2 separate regions of the Homo sapiens genome follow, and region 2 is linked to region 1. Evidence: read pairs that join two places in POLR2A ChIA-PET (ENCODE). Cell type or tissue: IMR-90. All regions are shown on one strand.

Region 1 (8,000 bases):
CTGAGTGGCCACTAACTCCGTGGCTTCTTGTGTTAAATGTCATTCACATTTGTCACCCCATCGTGCCCCTAGTTCAACTCACACCAACTGCAACATGTTTCCAATGGGGGTCGCACTGCCCCAACTTCCTGAGACACTTATCTGACCCAGTCACTCTCCCTCTCAATCCTTCAATAGCTCCCTATTGCCTTCAGTCTCAATGCTGTCTCTGCATCCCAGGCAGCCACACAGCAGGGGCTCTGTACCCGTCTGCTGCCTTGGAGGGTGGGGAAGGGGCATCTGCCCCACATGTGGCCCCACCTGTCAGGTTTCCCCGATGCTCAGATGTGCACCAGCTCCCATGGGAGGGGAAAGGAGTGTGGGGGCGAGACTTTCAGCCTGTGCTCCCAGCAGCAGTGTTTCAAAAGAGTTTGTTTTCTTTCAAAACAGAATATATCGAGCGTCCGGCCGGCCAGTGGGTCTGGGGCCAGAGACCAGAGAAGTGCTGCAGGCACTGGGCATGCTGAGTGACATCACCATGGGCCGGTGCTGGCAGGGGCTGGGCCAGACCACAGGCAGCGGGTAGTGCAGAGCCCTCCCCGAGCTGGGCCAGGTCTGGCACAGGGGTCCCAACCCTAGTGGGTTCCCAGATAGGGGCTGAAGAGTCCCTGAGTCCCCTGAGCTCCCGGTGGACTCCACTGTCTCAGTGTGCCAGCCCAGTCTTCACTCCACCCACTGGGGTGCTCCTGGGCAGTGGGCAGACCTCCCGCTCTGTCCTCCTGGCCCAGCATGGAGGTCTTCGGGGGCGGGAGAACAGTGAGGTAGTCCCCCTTTACCTGCGGGTGCACTGTGCCTCGTCAATCAGTCTTCCAAGCAGCCTTTGAAACTGCTTCCCTCTCTACAGACGAGGAAACTGAGGCTCACAATGCTTACTGTACATGCTTAGAGTCCAGTGTTTCCTCTTCCCTCCCTCCCTTCCTTCCTCCCTCCTTCTTTCCTCCCTCCTTCCCTCCTTCCTTCCTCCCTCCTTCCCTCTCTCCTTCTTTCCTTCTATTCTTCCCTCCCTCCCTCCATCCATCTTTCTTCCCTCCCTTCCTTCCTCCCTCCTTTCCTTCCCTCTCTCTTCCCTCCCTCTTTCCCTCCTTTCTCGCTCCTTCCTTCCTTCTCTCCTCCCTCCCTCCCTCTTTCCTTCCTTTCTTCCTTCCATCCATCCTTTCCTCCTTCTCCTCTCCCTCCCTCCCTTCTTTCCTCCCTCCTTCTTTCCCTCCCTACTCCTCTCCCTCCCTCCTTCCTTCTCTTCATCCTCCCCCTCCCTCTTTCCTTCCTTTCTCTCCCATCCCATCCTATTGTACAATAATGTAATAATGCTTCGCTGGGCACGTGGCCTCCCAGATAAACACTGCATTTCCCAGACTCCCTTGCAACACATCCCAGCCATGAATAAGTTCTGATTGAGGCCACTCCAGCTGAAGCTCCATAAGCCCTTTTAAGCCTTGCCCTTAATGGCAAGAGGTGTCCCCTCCTCCCTCCCCATCTTGGACCCAAGATGGAAGTGACTTGCTGAGGATGGCGAGGGAGAGAGATAGAAGGAGCCAGGCCCCTGGCACTGTCAGGCCACCAATCAGCCCTGGGCTGCCTATCTCCCTTTTATGTGAGATCTTGACGCAGGGATTGAGCCCCTGTGTTTTTAGGTGTCTTTGTTGCAGCGGTGTAACTAACTCATGCAGAATTGCCCCAAGCTTCGATCTGGGGACTCACATCTTTTACCACCATGCGCTTCGGCCTCTTTATGTTTCATTTGGGCAGTTGGATCTCAAGGGGTCTCGCTGCCAGCAAAATGAACAAGCTGCAGGCTACCAGGGCACCACGGTTTGGTTGGCTCTGGGCTCTCAGCTCTCCATACCCAACCCAGGACCTGGCCCAGGGCAGGGGACCGGCAGAGTCTGAGAGTCCCAGAGCCTGGACCTGGGTGGGTGCTTTGGGAGGCACAGAATAAGGAGGGCGGCTAATGCATATCCAGTGCATTTGGGAAGGGTGCTGGGCTGGGCATGCCTCTGTGTGGTCTCCATCCATCTCTTGGGCACCTGCAAGGGGTTTGACCCAAGGCTAGGCACTTCCCACATGGTCCAGCATTCTTTACTTTTCTTTTTTTCTTTTTTGAGACAGAGTCTCGCTTTGTCACCCAGGCTCGAGTGCAGTGGCAGGATCTCGGCTCACTGCAACCTCCACCTCCTGGGTTCAAGTGATTCTCCTGCCTCACCCTCCCAAGTAGCTGGGATTACAGGTGCCCCCCACCATGCCTGGCTATTTTTTATTTTTTATGTTTTTAGTAGAGACAGGGTTTCACTATGTTGTACAGGCTGGTTTCGAACTCCTAATCTCAAGTGATTCACCCACAGCTTCATCGAGGTGGAATTCACGAACCAGCAGTCCACCCATGTGAAATGTGCAATTCAGTGGTCTTCAGTATATTCAGACTCGGGCATCCAACACCAGAATCAATGTTAGGATATTTTCATTCTCCTGGAAAGAAACTCCACACCTTCCAGCCATGCCCCACAACTTCCCCACCCCCCATTCATTCCCCAGCCCCAGTAACCACCCTTCTACTCTATCCCTCTACAGACTTGCCAACTCTGGGCATTTCATTAAATGGAATTCTACGACATTTAGTTTTGTTGTGACTGGCTTCTTTTACTTGGCCTAATGTTTTTGAGGTTCATGCATGTTTGCAGCATGGACCAGGAGTGCATTCCTTTTCAGGGCTGAATAATATTCCCTTGTGTGGCTAGACCACAGTTGGTTTCTCTGTGCGTCAGTTGCTGTGGACATTGGGTTGTTGCACTGTGGCTGCTGTGGATGGTGCTGCTGTGAGCTTGGCTGTGCAGGTTTTTGTGCAGACATGTTTTCTGTTCTCTTGAGCAGGTACCTGGGAGTGACTTGCTGGGCCCTGTGCTAATGCTGGTTAACCCTTTAGGTTCCTTGTTGCACTGGAACTATGCAGACTGTGAAGGCGGCCTGGGCTTCTGTCTGGCTCCAGCATCTGCAGCTGGCAGCCTTGGGCAAGTCCCAGCAGCTCAGATTCTGCCTTTGCTGTCAGTAGCACAGCAGGGGGCAAGCATGTGTGTGAATTTGCAGGGGGTCCTGTAATTCATAGCAGGCCCACTGGGGCTGCTCACCGAGCTCCATTCTCTCCCCCTGGCTGAGGCGGTCAGAGGGGATGAGACAGAGAGATGCATAAGGATCCACCCTCCCAGCCGACCTCCTGCTGCCCTGAAACCTGCTGCTGAATTTCTCTGGGCCCAGCCTGGGGCTTTGCACACCTGCCCACTAGCCCCTGACGACACCATCTCAACCCAAAGCTCCCTCCCCGGGCCTTGAGTTATCTGGGGAGGGGGGCGTCATAGAGCCCTCAACTCTCCCTCACACCCATGGCAGAGGCTGGGCCTGCCCTGGAGCCGATGAGGACCTTGCAAGGGGGTCTGCCACAGTCCTGGGGGGTTCCCTCCAAGGGAGGGACTGAGCCCCACCCATCCGTGACTCTGTCTTGACGTAGGCTCCTGCCCCAACCCCAGGTCACTGTCTCTTCTCCACGATTGCAAGTGACCTTAGCCCCGCTGCACCGTTGGAAGGGACGTCGGCCTGTGTGGGTGGCAGTTGGTATGTGGACTCAAGACCTGCGGCACCTCTCAAAGGCTCGCGTGGCCCCCGGACACCCCTGGTGGCCCTGCCCTGACCCCAGGCGTAACCTCACCTGGGCCCTCTGATTCAGCACCCACAGGGCCCCTGTGAAGCAGATGCTATCACCATTGCCCCTTCACAGATGAGGAAACTGAGGCACAGAGCAGGAAAGAAACTTTACCATGGTGACACTTGCGGCAATTCAGAGCCTGCTGTCACTCAGGGACCTCATCCGGCCTTCACTGCCCACAGCACTGCCCAGGGTCAGCACCAGTGCACCTTTGGGTGGGATGGGAAGCTGTGAAACCCAGAGAGGGACAGAAATGGGCCCAGGAAGCAGCCCAGGCCAGTCTGGGAGGTGGCTCTCCACCATCACCTTCTCTGATACTCAAGGTGAGGCTGTAGGGGTGGGTGGGAGTGGGGTCCCTGCATCTGGAGGGCAGGGTAGGATAAGCAGGGTCCCTACACCACCTTGTTCTTGCTCTGTGACCAGAAATGCTGCACATCCCTGAGAAACAGTTCTGTTCTCTATCAAATGGCAAAACCTATCATGGGAATGCTTGTTGTAAAGGCTACTAGTATTTACATATCAGGTATCAATAAGGATAATAAATTGTGAGCTTATTATTTGCTAGCCCTATGCTGAGTGTTTACTAATGATTGCTTCATTTAGCCTGAAATGTGAATTCAGATCAGATTTCAGAGCTGACATTCATAATTGCTACCTCCTCCCACAATAATCATTTAACAGCTGCCATTTACTGGGCTCTGGCTCTGGTAGGCTGCAGGCTGTGATTTCATGTGACTTCTTACTTGATCCTCATGACAACCCTCTGAGTAAGTACTGCTACCATAATCTCCACTTCACAGAAGAGGAAACTGCAGCTCAGCGAGGGTGAGTCACTTGCCCAAGGTCACACAGCTGGTCTGCAGCAGAGCTAGGATTTGAGTCGGGGTTGTGTGGCTGTAAGAGACATGCCTGTAGCCATTCTGCTCTGTGCTGCCTCCTAAAATGCCCAGCCTGTTGTCCTAAACTGGAAACAGCCCAGCTGTCCATCAGCAAGGGACTAGATCAATAGACTGCAGTATGTTCATGCAATGTGGTATCACCCAGTAATGAAAAGTCATGAACTATTTCTACATTTAACAGCATGGAGGCATCCCACAGATACTATGTTTTAAGAAAAGAAGCCAGATGTTTTAAAACACATATTGTGTGGTTCTGTTTATGTGATATTCAGGAATGGACAAAACTAACCAATGGTTAAATAAGTCAGAATGATGATTACTTGTGAAGTGAGTACACCCTTGGAGTGGGAATTCTGGAGGGACTAGAAATGATCCACCTATTGATCTAAGTGGTTGTGATTGTTCATTTTGTGGGCCAGCTAGGCTGGGCCACAGGATGCCAGATAGCCAGTGAGTGATTTCTCGGCGTGTCTATGAAGGTCTGGAGGAGACTGGCATTTGAATTCATGGGCTGAGTCAAGCAGATGGCCCTTCTCAGGGTGGGTGAACACCATCCAACCTATTGTGGGTCTGAATAGAACTAATAGATGGATGAAGGGTGAATTAACTCTGCCTGATGGCCTGAGCTGAGACATCAGTCTCTTTCTGTCAGCACTCATGGTTCTCAGGCCTTCAGATCTAGATTGGAATCAACACCATTGGTTCTCTGACTCTCAGGCCTTCAAACTACACCACTGGCTTTCCTGGGTCTCCAGCTTGCAGAGGGCAGCTTGTGGGACTTCTCAGCCTCCATAATCCTATGAACCAATAACTTACGGTAAATAAAGAAATACACACACATGCGCACACACACACACACGCACACACACACATATGCACACACGCACATCCACACACACAGGCACACACACACATCCATGCACACACACCACACACACACATCTCCTGTTGGTTCTATTTCTCTGGAAAACCCTGACTATTATAGCAGTGGTTATGTGGATGCACACATATGTATGAATCAATAGCCTGCTAAAACAAAGACATCTACATAATTCAGAGGATCTTAACAGAATGTAGAGTCTATATAATATGACATTAAGATTGTCTATGATACAATCCAAAATTATTTGACATACAAAGAAACAGGAACATGCAGCCCATTCTCAAAGGATAAAAAAATTAACAGATGAAAGCACCAAGATGACTCAGACATTGAAATTATCAGACAAAGAATTTAAAGCATCTACTACAACTCTACTCAATGAGATCAAGGAAATACATTTGAAATGAATAAGCAAATAAGAAATCCTGGCAGAGAAAGTATTAAAAGAGGATATTGGAATTTTAGAAATAACAAAGAAAATATTTGAAATGTTTAAAAATCACTGGATGGATCAATAGCAGAATGGAAATGAGAAAGGCAAAAGTCAGCAAACCCATAGATCAATAAAATGAGTCAATCAGAAGGACACAGAGGAAAAAAAGATTGAAGAAGGAAAGGAACAAAGAGCATCAGGAACCTGTGAAGCCATATCCAAAGCTCTTAAACATTATAACTAGTCCAGAAAGAGAGGAGAGTGAGATGGGAGCAGAAAAATCTTTGAAGACATGACTGAAAATCTTATATATTTAGTGTAAGACATAAGTTTACAGATTCAAGAAACTCAGAGAACCCCAAACAGGATAGAATCAAAGAAACCATGCATAGAGCAACTACATACACACAGGGAAATGCAGCCAAACAGCCAACAGATAAATTAATATGGAATACTATAAAATATTCAAATAATCCAAAAGCATGCAGAGAAAGGGGAATAAAGGAACCAAAAAAGAGAAAAGATCAGCATTAAATGTTAATGTTCTAAACACTCCAATGAAAAGGAAGAAATTGACAATATGGATTTTTAAAAGCAACACCCAATTATGTGCTGCCTACAAGAGATTTACTTTGAATACAAAAACACAAATAAGACAAAAGTAAATAAACTGAAAAGAATAAACACAAGATGCAAAGAATAAACACAAGATGTCAGGGTGGCTATAATGATATTAATTAATCAATATGAGACATTATTAATAATAATTACTCAATAAGATGTTAACTAATGTTAATAATTATGCATATTGATCAGTTAATTAATAATAATTACTTAATATTATATTATGAGCAATTATTTTTAATTACTCATATAGATTAATATTAATACTTATGTTGATATTAATATTAATAACTTTCAATACAGCAATATCAGAGATAAGGAGAGACATTTTACATAATAAAAGGAATGATTAGAAAGGCATAAAAGTGTAAATTTTGATTTGTCTAAAATATATAATATAGCTTCAAAATATATAAACAAAATTAATAAAGGGAAGAAATGCACACAAATCCCACTATCACAAAGAGAGATTTTAATACCCTTTCTCAGCAATTAAAAGAACAAATATATAAGAAATTAGTAAAATAATTAATAATAATTACTCAATATGATGTTAACTAATGTTAATAATTACACTTATTGATTAATTAATAATTACTCAATATATTAATATGAGTAATTATTTTTAATTACTTATTTAATTGAAATTAAATGGCAAAAACCGCAATTACTTTTGCACCAACCTAATATAAACATAACTATTCATCACCTTGATCTGACTGATAACTATAGCACACTATACCTAGCAACTGTATGTGGTACATTTCACCAAGAAAGACCATATGCTGGGCCAGAAAACAAGTCTCATTAATTTTAAAAGAATAGAAATCATGTAGGGTGTGTACTCTGACAACAACTGAACCTAATTAGAAATCAGTAATAGTAGGATGTCTAGCAAAACCCCAAATATCTATAAATGTTTCATGCGTCTACAAATGACTCATGAATTCAAGATGAAATCACGAGGGAAATCAGAAAATAATTTGAATTGAAAGACAATGAAAATACATCCTATCAAAATCTGTGGGATTCAGCCACAATAGTTGTTAGAGGGAAGCTCAGAACTTTAAATACTTACATTAGAAAGCAAGAGCAATCTAAAATCAATTACCTGAAGATCCACCTTGAGGAGTTAGAAAAGAGAAGAGCAAAGTAAAGCCAAATTAAGTGGAAGAAAGGAAAAAATAACAGTAAGAGCAGAAATAAATGAAATAGAAAACAGACAGACAAAAAAGAAGGAAAAAAAGCCAAAAGTTGATTATTTGAGATCAACAAAATTAATAAACTCTTAGCTAGACTGTTGAAGTAAAAACGAGAGAATACAAACTACCAGTGCAGAAACTGAAAGGGTATTTATTATTAACACAGATCCTACAGACTTTTAAGGGCTATCATAAACATCTTTATACCAAAACTTCAACAACTTAAATT
Region 2 (8,000 bases), 280 kb before region 1:
AGAAGGGAGCCACTGAAGGTTATTGAGGGCCAGGGGCGTGGGGCCGGAGCAGCTTGCTGGGAAGGTGAACCTGGGCTTCTCCAAAGGGAGACAGATCCTGGAGCTCCCTTGCCCCCCCAGGCCTCTGCCTTTTAGTTGTCATCTGATGAAGCCAAGCTTGGAATCCACCCACCCATGAATTCCCATGCGAGCTCCAAGGTGCTAGACAGAGGCTGTTTGGAAAGAAGAGATGAGAGATAACGACAGTAACTGGGGAGATGCAATGTAGGGGAGTCACGGGAGGAGGCAGCGAGTCACACTTCCAGGAGTAAGGGGTGGGCAGGGGAGAAACAGGGAGGAGATGGGAAAGTTAGGAGCCTCCACAGGGAAGCAGCCCTTCTCCCTAGACCCTGGCTGCTCCCTAGACCCCGGCTATTCTCTGGGCAAAGATACTGGTGAGCCCTGCTGGCGGTGATGGCGTGGCCCCCCGAGACGCTTACTGTGCTCTCCACCTGCCCTGCATCTTCACAGAGGGCATCTAATTCAATCTTCATGGCAGCTCCAAGGAGAGGCCCTTTATCCCCATTTTACAGATGAGGAAACCGAAGCCCAACACATCATTCAGCTGTGGTAGAGCTGAGATGCCTTCTCACTCTGACTCCAGAATGCAAGGAGAAAAACGGTAAACTCCAAAGCACCTAGAAATGGTAGGGTTCACCTTTTTATTTTTTTGAAACCACTTTATTGAAAAATAACTTACATACCGTAAAGTTCACTCGTTTAGAGTATATAGTTCGATGGATTTTGTTATGTTGGACAGCCACCATCACCATCTGAGAACATTTTCATCATCCGCCAAAGAAACCCTGTACCCATTTGTAGTTATTCACCCTTTTCTTCCCCCTTTTCCCCAGCCCCTGGCAACCACTAATCTTTCTCTGTGGATCTGCCTTTTCTGGACATTTCCAACAGATGGAATCATATGCTATGCAGCCTCTTGCATCTGGCTTTTTCCACTTAGCATCACGTTTTCAAGGCCCACATGTGGCATGTGTCCATGGTTCATTCCTCTTTATGGTTGAATACTATCAATCGTATTGATAGACCACATTTTGCTTATCCATTCATCAGTCAATGGGCCTTAGGATGGTTTCTACCTTTGGTTACTGTGGACAATGCTGCCGATGAACACAGAGGTACAAGTTTATGTGTGGATGCTGTTTTCATTTCTCTTTCACAAGGCTTATCATTTTTTTCCCCCTAGATACAGGGTCTTGCTCTGTTGCCCATGCTGGAGTGCAGTGGCACGATCATACCTTACTGTAGCCTTGACCTCCTGGTCTCAAGCAATCCTCCTGCCTTCGCCTCCCAAGTAGCTGGGACTATAGGCACTTGTCACGTCACCCAGCTAATTTTTTAATTTTTGTAAACATGGGGTCTCACTATGTTGCCCAGGCTGGTCTCAAACTCCTGGGCTCAAGTAATCCTCTGGCCTTGGCCTCCCAAAGTGCTGGGATTATAGGCATGAGCCACCACACCTGGCCTTAATTCTTCTTCTTATTATTATTAACCTATTTCCCCTTTGAGGAATAAAGTTTCTGTACTTTAAAAAAATAGAATTTTCCCACTTTTTGTCTATTATGAATAACACTGCTAAGATTTTATGTAAAATTTATTTTTGAAATAAACTTGACAGCATGATGTTATAAGATACATATACATAGTAAAATGGTTACCATAGTGAATTAGTGTAACATACCTGTCATCTCACATAGTTACTTTTTTTTGTGAACAGAGCAGCTAAAATCTGCTCACTTAACACAAATCTCTTGTTTCTGGACTTTCTATCCCGTTCCACTGGTCTCTTTTTCAGTCCTTACCCCAGAAGCATCATGGAAGCTATACGCTACGAATTCTTGATATCTGGCGGGCTAAATCCTCCAACCCACTTCTCTTTTATGGTTGCCCTGGCTACTCCTGGCCCTTGGGGCTCCATAAACATTTCAGAATCAACTTACACATGTGCACACACACAATGCTGGAATTTTGATTGGGATTGTATTGGATCTATAGATCAATTTTGAGGGAATTGACACTTTTACTAACAGAGTCATTCAATTCATGGGCATGATATAGACCTCTGTTTATTTAGATTGTCCTTAATTTAATTGCAGGTGTGTGTGTGTGAGTGTGTGTGTGTGTGTTGGGTGTTGTGCATCTTTTATTAGATTTCTTCTTAAGTACTTGATATTTTGATGTCATTATAAATAGTATTATTTATACATTTCATCTTTTTGGATCAAGATTTTGAATTGGGAGCTGGTGGTGGGAAGAATCAGAAAAGGTAGGAAATGTTTTCTAGTGTAGAACTGGGTGAGGCATTCAAGTTTATGAGCAGCAGTATCTGTGCTGCCCATCATAGAGCTGTGGGCTCTGGTGACAAGGTGGTGTGGGCCGCTGCAGTTTTACTGGAGGGTCTGGTGTTGGGATAGGTAGGGGTAGCCCTGGCTTCTCATCAGAGAAGATCTGCAGCATGCTTCCATTGTGATTCGTGCTGTCTTGCCTCCCTTGTTCCTGCCTATCTTCTGCATCTGATTTTCCTTTTCTGCTGAAATCTGCCAGCATTGGTTTCTGTTGCTTGGAACCAAACACTAGGATGAGGAGGACACCAAGACTGATCACTTTTGCAAGTTGCATAGAGACCCGTTACATCATTGACAATTATCCTATTTGCAAGAGATACCCTAGAGACAATCTCATGTTCAAGAAGAGGGGAATGGCAAATTAGGGTGTGTTCACTGGATGGAAAAACATTAAATGAAAAAAAGCAAGATACAAAAGATAAAACCAGCATAAATTCAGCAAAATAAATACATAGCTGGTTTGAAGGACATATAGCAAAAGAGTAGGAGCTGAGACTTGGGATGATTGGAGTGATTTTTCCCTTTTTTTTTTTTTTTTTTTTTTTTTTTTTTGTTGAGACAGAGGCTTGCTCTGTCTCCCAGGCTGGAGTGCAGTGGCGCGGTCTCAGCTCACTGCAAACTCCACCTCCTGGGTTCAAACGATTCTCCTGCCTCAGCCTCCCAAGTAGTTGGGATTAGAGGCATGCGCCACCATGCCCAGCTATTTTTCTTTTCTTTCTTTTTTTTCTTTTTTTTTTTTGTATTTTTAGTAGAGACGGGTTTCACCATGTTGGCCAGGCTGGTCTCGAACTCCTGACCTCAGGTGATCTGCCCGCCTCGGCCTCCCAAAGTGCTGGGATTACAGGCATGAACCACCACACCTGGCCAATTTTTTCCTTTTCTATACTCTGTTATGTACTTTCACATACTGTATTCTATTATGAACAAATACTACCTTTATAGTAGAGAAAAGAATCCAACCAGAAACAACTTCAAAAGACACCCAGGTATTTTCCAGGTCCCAGGCTCCCTGGCTCAGGGAACACCTGAGCCAAATCCCATGTGTTTTATTGGGCAGTAGCTACATGAGATTCTCTCCGTCATGGAGGGAGGAGCCCCTTGCCCAGCCCCCAGTTACCAGGCTCAGGAGGATCCTAAATTCCCCATGACCTCCTTTCCAGCAGGCAGTGGAATGGGAGGCTGGTGTTTCAGGTAGAGTTTAATTGGTCTGGTCCCAGGGCAGATGCTGCACGTAAATACAAAGGCAGGCCTTCGTGTCACTGGATGATGACAACTTAGGAGCACAGGAGGCCTGGATTCTGCCTCCTAAGATGCAGGGCATGGGCCGAAAGCAGGAGGAAATGGAAAGAGAAATGACAGTTATAGCATCAACATACAATGCTTTCGGCACAGGGCCGGTGGGGTGGCTGCTGAGTAAGAAGCAGTAAGGCAGCCGTGTTTTCCTTAGCATGAACTTTGACCACGCTACCTCTAAGAATTCATGAGGTCCTTGGGAGACGTGTGTGTCTGATCCAGCAGCAGCCTGCTGTCTACTAGGGCAAATCAGGACACTTTGAAGGCTGCTAGACCTCCAGAGTCTCCCTCAATTCCTCCCAGGAGCATTGTATTCACAGGTGGGAAAAGGCAGTGCTGCGGGATAGGGTTCTGGGTGGCAGGCATTGCTCAGTGCCCTTTGATATCTTTAATACTCTCCTTCTTCCATAGCAATAGAGTTTTTAACTGGGCACCTACTACTCAGCTAAAGACTACATTTCCCAGCATCCCTTGCAGCAGGGGATGGCCATGTGACTAAGTCCTAGCCAGTTGGCTGTGAGAGCAACTGCTGATTGAAACTCCTGGGTTGGGGCATTAAAAGGCAGGGGCATGCTATCCCCTTCTCCTTTTCCTCTTCCTGATGAGGCGCAAACATGGCAGTGACTTTTCTTGAATGATGTGGATGAGGAATGTCACATTGATGAGGGCCCTTTACTCAATTATAGAGTAGTGCCACCATACCAAGTTTTGTACATGAGAGGAAAAAATACATTATGCCTTATTTCAGCCACTTTGTATTCATGATATTGGCAGTGGGAGTGGTTTCCTTGAAGACAGGCAGAGATTGGAAGGGCAAGAGGCTTGAAGGGGGCAGTGCTCTAGATGAGAGGAAGAGACTTGGAATTGCCCACGCTGGGTCTTAGGGCACAGGGACAGGGATGAGGGGGCCCTGTGCAGGGCTGAACTTCCTGTGGTGCTTCCCAGGAATGATGGGCAGTGACTCAAATTGTGGAACTTAACTTGTTCCCTTCCACACTATGATTCCCTTAGCTCTCTTAGCCCTCAGTGAGGCCTGTCCTCTGCCATGAAGATTAAGAAGCAAGAACAGTGATGCCACAGAGACACAGTCAATGGCAAAGTGGTAGTGGCCCTTAGTGGGGTCAGGATTTTCGGGGAGGAGCAGGAAGTCTGAGAGCAGAGCTGCCAGGGGAGAAATCAGCTTTGCTGGAAAGGGAAGGAAGTTGGAGAGGAGAATGGGTCACGGGTGGGGGGGTGCGGGGGGTTATTTTCTTTTCAACGGGAGAAATAGCAGCAGACTTGTTTGTTGAATGGGAACATTCCAGGAGAAAGGGAAAATGATGCAGGGGAGAGGCAAACATTGCAAAGCCCTTCAGGAGGCTGTGGGGCGGGGCCCGGTGCACAGGCAGAGAACTGGCTCTGGCTGGGAACATGAATGGTTTGTCTGCATTCATGGAAGAGACAGGAGAGTCAGTGGTCATAAATGCTGGGATGGGGGCTTCTGGGAGTGTGGGGCGTGTATGAGGACAAAGTACCCAGACAAGGAGAAAAGTCCCAGTTCTGAGGGATGAAGCGGGACCCAGGCTGAGCCACAGCAGTAGCAAGGGACAAAGGAGGTCCAACAAGGGCTAATGATGAAAGAGGAGACAGAAAAGCTGGAGAGTTTTTATTTTACACTTTTTTGCATTTTTCAGTGCTGATCATGAATTTTTTGTGTTTTTCAATGCTGATCATGAATTTTTTTTTAATAACAAAAAAGAACTATAAAATAAGCTCTGATTTTAAAAGTTGTGGCAGACGGTCTCTAGAATGGCACCCAGTAGTCCTGTCTCCTGACACTCGTGCCCTTGTGCAATCCCGTGCTCCTTGAGTGTGGGTGAGGCCTGTGACTTCCAAGGAAATGTGATGAGACATCCCTTCCAAGACCGGGTTCTGAAAAGGCTGTGCTGTCTGCCTTGCTGGCGGTCTTGGAGCCCTTGCCCTTGGAGAAGCCAGCTGCTATGTTGTGAGTTGTCCTCTGGGTTGTCCACATGGCCAGGAACTGCAGTCCCCAGCCCACAGCCAGCAAGGCCTTGCAGGCTGCTGACAGCCACGGGTGTGAGCCTGTAAGTCCACCCTTGAGATGGCTCCAGCCCCCCAAGAGCCCTTTATTGCAGCCTGTGAGAGACCCTGAGCCAGGGGACCAAGCTAAGCCCCACGCCGATTCCTGACCCACATCACCTAGGTGATAACAAATGGGCATTGTTTTAAACAACATTTTGGGGCAGCTTGTTACACAGCAATGAATAACTAATACAAAAGGAGAGGCATGTTTCCAGCTCCTGATTCAGTCCTTTCATTTCTAAGCAAGCATACAGGCCTGTCCTCCTCCTTGCCTCCCGGGTCTGCCGATGGATTACAGCCCAGCCAAGCAAGGCTGTGCGGTGATGACATGTGCGGCTCTGGGGCCAGACCCTGGGCTTCCAGTCTTAGCTCTGCTGCTTGCTGGCTGTGTGGTCTTAATTGAGTTGCTTTCTCCATGTGCCTTGTTTTACTTCCCTGTAAAATGGGGTGATAACAATGGGAGGACTTAACAAGTCAATTCCTGTAAAGTGCCCTGACCTAGGGCCTTCACATAGCTGGTGCTGAAGGTGTCAGCTGCTGTTACGCTCATCACACAGCTTGACGTCGGGCCTGTGAAGCTTGCTGTATGTCACCATTCCCTTTGCCCACCCGCCTGGCAGGCTACACTCAAGGACTTCTCTCACGATGCTACTCTGCACTCAGGCACCCTCAGTGGCTCCCCGGGGAATCCTGAAGGTGTTCTAAAATCACTACCTGGCGTTCCAAGACCCTCTTCACCCAAGTCAACTTTTCCCCACCCCCGGGGGCCTACCACACCTCTTTTCCAGCCCATGGGACTCAGCTGTTCTTGTAGTGGTGCCCCTGCCCCCAAGTGCACGGCACCTGGACCTTCAACACAAGACCCCACCGCGGTCCCACCTCGCCACATTGCAACCAGCTGCGCACAGCCGCCACCCACACCTGCCGACGTGTCTCAGGCACCATACGTGTTGCTCTACGGAAGAGTGACTTCCTCCAGAGTCTGTGACCACCCATTCCCTCCCACTGCCATCCTGGGCTCTCTAGGAGCTCAGGAGAGGGAGGGATCCCACGTGGCTTCTCTTTGGAGAAGGCGGGCTGGCTTGAGATTTGAAGCAGGCGTGGAGTGCCAGGAGGTAGGGGGTCTGTCTGCAAAGGCAGCTCGTGAGAAGTCATGAAAACACCGAGATCATGTACTTCCAGCTTCTCATGCTAAGATGCCCAACTCGAGCACCATGGCTGGATGGAGCCGGACTCCCAGGGAGCCTCAGCCCAGGCGGAGGCTCAGCAGGCAGCTCTCTGCTGCTTTCTGTATTTAGTCGTCGTTGTTTTCGCTGTTGTGGGCTTTTTTTTGTGTTTTGTTTTTTGTTTTGCCATAGAACCTTGACTGGCAATACACAAACCTCCTCAAAAGAACATGAAAAGGAAAATTAGAGGGAGACTGCTGAGGTACTTTGCACAATTGGAAAAATCAGCATTCTCCCTGTTGCAGAGTTCACCGGCACATCCACTCAACTCTGATTAAGGGGCCTTGGTGTTTGTGGGGGCGTTCGGCAAGAGGCCTCTGATTGGGAGACAATTTTGTGGCTTCAGCCTGTAACTTGGGTGCAAGGGATCAGGCACAGTTAATGTGATAACCTTGCAAACCTCTGCTTGTGACCGAAGTGCCTGGCCACCACGAGCCATCATTAAAGACATGCTGCAAACACTCCTGAGGCTGGGAAGGGCCAGGAAGGTGGCACTCTGGAAGGCAGTTGGGAAGAGCCCTTTTATGGCTGGTGTTGGGAGTTTGGAGATAAAAGTCACTGGTCATGTTTATCATCTAGTTCTTTTTTTTTTTTTCTGAGATGGAGTCTTGCTTTGTCACCCAGGCTGGAGTGCAATGGCGTGATCTTGGCTCACTGCAACTTCCACCTCCTGGGTTCAAGCGATTCTTCTGCCTCAGCCTCCCAAGTAGCTGAGATTATAGGCACCTGCCACCGCACCCAGCTGATTTTTGTGTTTTTAGTAGAGATAGGGTTTCACCAGGTTGGCCAGGCTGGTCTCGAACTCCTGACCTCAGGTGATCCACCTGCCTTGGCCTCCCAAAGTGCTGGGATTACAGGCATGAGCCACCGCACCCGGCTATCTTCTAGTTCTAAATGCACCCTGCTATTGAGTTTCATATTTGCTAGATATCAGTGTTTGATATTATCCATGCCCTAGACCAGGGGTGTCCCATTCTTTGGCTTCCCTGGGCCTCTT

What was found. ChIA-PET counts read pairs that join two places held together with the same protein. Peaks named below come from ENCODE experiments on the same cell type or tissue, not always from the same donor. Only the 100,000 strongest peaks of a DNase experiment are listed, where the experiment ranks them.
Region 2: POLR2A ChIA-PET joins it to region 1 with 11 read pairs; 9 of 35 experiments call an interaction of 5 or more read pairs at or near these places.

What each region holds. Positions count from the first base shown.
Region 1 is chr11:69,349,459-69,357,458 of GRCh38, reverse strand. The region is part of intron 2 of LOC105369370 (a long non-coding RNA gene); the gene reads right to left. Among named protein-coding and RNA genes, the nearest start is that of MYEOV, 59 kb to the right of the region's middle. In IMR-90, no CTCF peak of the experiment used is centred here; DNase peaks (open chromatin) are centred at 4,528 and 5,838; H3K27ac peaks cover 1,755 bases.
Region 2 is chr11:69,626,421-69,634,420 of GRCh38, reverse strand. No RefSeq gene overlaps it. Among named protein-coding and RNA genes, the nearest start is that of CCND1, 11 kb to the left of the region's middle. In IMR-90, no CTCF peak of the experiment used is centred here; no DNase peak of the experiment used is centred here.